Linked DNA regions of Mus musculus: region 1 is linked to region 2. The links are chromatin loops, found by intact Hi-C in ENCODE. Cell type or tissue: left cerebral cortex. All regions are shown on one strand. Each heading gives the region's core, and the rest is flanking DNA. Links, peaks and the distances in the headings are about the cores only.

Region 1 (2,923 bases), core at 249-2,748, 53 kb after region 2:
GGTCACAGTGTTAGGAAGGTTGAGAACTGATGCTATGCACCCAGCCCTTCCCTATGACTGTCCTGTCTGTCTTTGCTAGTTGAGCTAATAGCATGCATGAGTGTCTTGCAGTTTCTTGGAAGACAGGCATGAAATCACTTACCTTTCTGCTGTGATGGGCTAATAAAAATAGGCTTCCTCACAATGGGTCCGATTCTTCTGGAGAAGAAATTCTTCATGGAATCTGAAAAGTCAGGCCAATGTGGTTTGTGTCCCTATTGCTTTCCTGCAGACTATGTTAAGACCACTCAGAAGGTTTCATGCCAGTAAAGGTGCGCCTTCACTTTTTGGCATCCACAATAGGGTCTGGGTTTGGTAACTGTATATGGGATAGATCTCCAGGTGGGACACTATTGTGGATGCCAAGAAGTGCATGCTGAAAGGAGCCTGAAATAGCTGTCTCCTGAGAGGCCCTGCCAGAGCCTTACAAATACAGAGGCAGATGCTCACAGCCAACCATTGGACTGAGCATGGGGTCCCCAATGGAGGAGTTAGAGAAAGGACTGAAGGAGCTGAAGGGTTTGCAACCCCATAGGAAGAACAGCAATCTCAACCAAACAGAAGTCCCCACTCCCCTAACCCCAGAACTCCCAGGGACTAAACCACCAACCAAAGAGTACACAAGGAGGGACTCAAGGCGTCAGCAGCACATGTAGCAGAGGATGGCCTTGTCAGGTATCAATGGGAGGAGATGCCCTTGGTCCTATGAAGGCTCTATAGATGCCCCGCTGTAGGAGAATCGAGGACAAGGAGTTGACAGTGGGTGGGTGGGTGGAGGAACACCCTTATAGAAGCAGGGGGAGGGACGATTGGATAGAGGGTTTCCAGGAGGGGGGAACTGGGAGAGGGGGTAATATTTAAAATGTAAATAAAGAAAATATCCAATAAAAAAGATACACTTTCACTTGATATCTCGGTGAACTATGAGTCCTAGAAAAGGAACCCAGCCATCGTCACTTGTAAGTCATAGCCCAGCCAGGGCCAGCACAGGCAGCTCTTTGGCTCTCTTCCCCATTTCCTATGGCCCAGGAGGTTCACCTTTTGGGCTGAGTTTGGCTATAGCTCTTGTTCATGTTGCTTCCTTATCTTCTATCAAATTAAAATCGCTTTGTTTCTTTCTTACTTAAAAATTATTAATAAACTTGGCTGGCATTCAACCAAGATAAGCAGCCAGGATGAGTTTATGTTTAAGTTTGGGGGCCTATAATTTTTGTCTCTGAGCACACTGGACTGACATCTCCCTGGAGGGGTGGGTCTTCCATATGCATGATCGTATAAATAGCGAGGCTTTGTAATATGGGGGTGCAGCAGCCTCAAAATAGCTAAGCTGGAAGATGTTATGATAATGCTATTTTTTTTTTAGCCTCATGCATCTGTGTGGAGGGAACAACATCTTATTATGTGTACATAATGTGCTCACCAAGTGCCTAGCAGACGGCAGTTGGCTTTGCTTGGAGAGCAAGGCTGATGACAAGCCTCCGCACACGGTTACCCAGAGAAGCATAAATTAGACCTGGAGTCACAGTGCTGGGGAAGCAAGATAACATCCTGGGAACGGTTCAGCCTGAGAGCTGGTGTGCTGTGCAGTGAGAAAGAGGGAGAAAACGAAGTGGAGAGGCTACGTGCCAAATGGCTCAGGTCTGCAGAGCACGCTTCTATCATCCAAGGCTGGTCCTTTGTTAGTCCTAGACCCTTTATCTCTTAAAAACTTCCTACCCAGTTAAAAATCAACTCCTAATTGAGTGGACTTGTTTGGAAGAGGATAGAGTCCAGCCATGAGAAAAATAGAGTGTGTTTGAATAGAACACAGAAGCCAAAGTAAAGATTTTGAAATAATAGATTGCTGCTTGGAATGGAAGGGTGTGTGTGTGTGTGTGTGTGAGGGGGGGGGATCATTACATTAATACCATCTTGGCAACTCTTCCAAATCCTGCAGGTAAATTTTACTCTTTGTGTATTATTTACTAATAAAATAGCATGCTAAGTTCTACCCATTGTGTGCTATTTATGAATAAAATAACACGCTGAGTTTCATTAGCCGAATACCTTGTCCATTTCTCACTGTACCCCTTTTGTAATTAATCCTATGTTATTGGTGACACCGTTTTGGTTAGAAGAGTTTTATCTCTTCCTTTTACATGCACCACACACCACATCCTCCCCAAGGTGCAGGAGTGACATCTCACATTGAAATTTGAGACTGTAACCTAAAACCCAAACCCAGGAAGGAAACCACATGCCACAAAACAGACCTTTCTTCAGTGTGGCCAAGGCTTGATCTCCTGAGGATCCAGGTCATAAGGTCATAGAGTCATCATTGAATCTAGAAGGGAGAAGTGCTTGTCCCCACTACAACCTTGAATTGAGTCATGCCAATGGGGCTGAGTTTTAAACAGTAGCATCAGCCCCAGAGCCCAATGGCTCACATAACTGCTGACCCTGGTCATGGAAATCAAAAGTTAGAAGAGCAAAGTGAGAGTATCTGCGCCTCAGCAGTGGTGTGAGCATGGGGAGAGGTGATTTAAGGAAGCTAAGGTTATTGCCTCCATTTTAATAGGAAGCCCAATCAGGTCCTGGCTGTTTAATGTAGACATGTTTTTAACGATCAAAGTATAAACATGTCACCTACGAAATAAACACTAATCTTTATTACAGACGTCAGTTCAGCTCTGGAAACTCCAGTTGTGAGTTTAGCAGGAGAGAATGACTTCTGCTTTTCATGAGGCTAATTCCTCTGAAATTTTATAAGGAAAAAACTTTTCAGGAAAATATTTTTTTATTTATTTGATTTCTCTACAATAATATGCTCAGAGTCCAGGAAGCACCCAACTGTATTCTGCATTGTGAACTATGAATTCTCATAGTTCTGAAATTCTCATGAATT
Region 2 (2,923 bases), core at 324-2,823:
ACTTGGTTAGCGATGCCTAAGGAACTACGGCCTGCATGACGCACAAGTGGGTGGATTGCCCTGCAGCCTGGCAACCATGGAGAGGTGGAAATGCAAAGGCTATTTCTGGCTTCAGCTGTGAGACTGGGGCATGCATTCTTATATAAACATGTACACAGGGAAGGTGCAGGAAACTCAGGCCTTTAATCACAGATGACTGGGTATCTCTTGTCTTCTTTAGCTGTGGGGTCCTATGAAAACATACCTGGTCAAATTACAGTACAGAAATAAATTGTCAAATTCTTAGGAAGTGCTTAGATTACTAGTTGCTTAAGACTTCTTCTTCTTCTTTTTTTTTTCTTCTTCAGAAACTCAAAATATCAAGCCCTGTTCCATTTCATGAAGTATGGTTATTTCATGGGAATGGTGGTACAGGGGCAGATGTACTTATCTGTGAGAAGTATGTGAAGATTTAAATTTGGTACTTTAAGCATCTGGTGCTATAGGGTGGTGGGCTGCTCGCATGACAGACCACCTTGTTCCTGCCCAGCCTTTGTGAACAACTGAGCAATTACGTAGAGAGAGAATGGGATGGCATAGGGAGGGGTTAGTGTGCCACTTTCCTTTAATGGGCTTTAGAAGTGTTTAACAATAAGACTTAGAAATCTTCAAGGACTGAGCTTTTCTATAAATGAATGATTTATTGTAAGTGTGCCTTCCTAGGCTTTTTAAAGGCCAGAATGTATTATCTCCCTTCTTTTGTGGTACTTTAGTTTGCCATGCATGTTATCTGGGAAAAAAAAAAAACTTTTCAAAACCAAAGACAAACAACCATGTGTTGCATCGCTAAAGAGGCACAAATCATCTTGGGCATCCCAAGCATCTATTTGACGTCCTTGGGCTTGGGAGGTAACATATTGAATACTAAGGGCTCGGACGTGACCTGATTTGATGTAGAGGTTTCCAGGGTTGAGCAGGAGTCACAAAGATGGAGCCCTGTCAGTGATGTAAGGTAGTAGCGACAGTCAGTCCTACCTGTTCGACACTATGCAGAGGGAACCTTGTATTAGAGTTGTCAGTGGTGAAATAGGTATTGTGGGAATTATGGCAGGGTCCAGTGGGAACATGGAGTAGACTCTAGAGCCTGATAGCCGGACCACATCATCTGTTGAATAGTTGTTTATTGTCAAGCATGATAGGGGTCTTTGGTGGAAGAGACTTGTCGGAATGTGGGACAGTCAGCGACTGAGGCTCAGTGCTTCCATTTAAGCTGGATGCTGACAGACTCACCAAGTGATACATTTAGGGAATCTCATCAGCAACTTTCGATGTGCAAGGAGAAGAGACAGAGGACAAAACAAACCACATGAACAGCTAGCTCAGATCTTTCATCGTTCACTGTGGCTATTCAGATTGTACTTTTCAGCTTTTGCTACTTGGGGAGCTGGAGGTTCCTTTGGGTGAGCTATGGAAAGTTCATCTGGGCTCAGGAGAGATAGACTTGAGCTGTGGTTTCAGGTGGCCAGTGTCAGCTTCTGTGTCTCATCTGAATCTGAAAGTGGCAAGTGGTGATCTCCTTGTAGATCCTAGATGTTCAAGTGATTTTCCAAGTCACTCTTTTCTACATGCTATTAGAAGCCTATGTATCAGAGGTTGGGGTTTGAACCAGCATTGCCTAGGAGACAGAGAGAGCAGCACAAACCCCTAAACTTTCTTCTGAAAATTATACCGTTGGCATGTAATGATAGTAAAGACAGTTACACGAGCTTGTCAGTATACGAGTTATACTTGAGCTAGTAGTATGACCTCTCAAAGTAGCTGTTGAGACTTTTAGAATTAGGGAGGAGAGGCAAGCAAAGATTTTTTTTTTCTGAATTTCTAACAGCTCCAGGCGCCCGAGATGCTTCCAGCTGCCAGTCTCATGAGCAGATATTCTGGGATTCCTATTTTAGGGGCAGCCTCATCATGTGGGCAAGCCACATTGTCTGGCATTGTTCTTTACTGTGCCATAGGGATTGGAACAAATGATTCCTTTCAGAATGTATGAGTGGGGTTTTGTTCAGGGCAGTATTGAATCCTAAAGCAAAAGGCATTCAAGGTCAAAGCCTGTCATTTTAATAGGAGACCCTAGGGATTAAAACACATTACAATTAGAAATGTATCTCTGGACTCCAAGCCTTCAATAAAAATTTCACTTGAATAAGATTTAAAAAAAAATTATATGAAGGGATAGGTAAGTTTTACCTATGAGGGGAGCTGAAAATAGCTTCTACTTTTAACCTTGTAATTAAGCAAACTAATAATAATTCATTGTCCCCTAGGCTTCTGTGCTATGTGAATAACAGAAAGAAGATATAAGAATTGACATATGTAAAAATAAATTTGGAATGAAACGTCTATGACTTCAAGGGAGACATGGGCCTGTCTGGGTACTGTCATAGTACATGCTGGGACACTTATTTTTTCTGCCTCTAAGGAAGTATGTAACAATCCAGAAATCACTCAAGTTAAAAACGGAATGTTTGTTTGACAGTTTTATGCATGTCTATAATGAACTCCAGTGATTTTACCCTCCTTCTCCCGCATCCCCCGCCATCTCCTACAGGATCTCTTCTCAACAGGTCCTCGTCTATTTTCCTGACCTGTGTGGCCCGCTGAGAAGGGTTTCCTGCACAAGAGTTGGTGGTATTATGTTATCAGGTTAGCAAGGTCAATTTATCTGTGAGTACACCACTGACAAAAATGATATCTCTTCTGTTAACTATCCTTAATTGCCAATAGTCCCCTGTGGACGCCTCCCCAATCCATGGGTCCAGGGACCCAGTTTTGTGCTGGTCTTGTGCAGATAACCGTAGCTGGAGTATATTCATGGGTACAACAGCCATGCCATATCCCGGTGATACCATTTTGCATCTCTCCCTCATCTTGGTTTGTACATATTTCC

What was found. Peaks named below come from ENCODE experiments on the same cell type or tissue, not always from the same donor. Only the 100,000 strongest peaks of a DNase experiment are listed, where the experiment ranks them.
Region 1: it touches region 2 in a loop (8-fold over the local background); 3 of 42 quality-filtered maps call a loop at or near these places.

The regions. Positions count from the first base shown.
Region 1 is chr13:111,043,182-111,046,104 of GRCm38, reverse strand. No RefSeq gene overlaps it. Among named protein-coding and RNA genes, the nearest start is that of 4930526H09Rik, 140 kb to the right of the region's middle. In left cerebral cortex, for the core only: no CTCF peak of the experiment used is centred there; a DNase peak (open chromatin) is centred at 1,446; H3K27ac peaks cover 2,068 bases.
Region 2 is chr13:111,096,539-111,099,461 of GRCm38, reverse strand. No RefSeq gene overlaps it. Among named protein-coding and RNA genes, the nearest start is that of 3110015C05Rik, 130 kb to the left of the region's middle. In left cerebral cortex, for the core only: no CTCF peak of the experiment used is centred there; DNase peaks (open chromatin) are centred at 452, 1,316, 1,913 and 2,566; H3K27ac peaks cover 2,500 bases.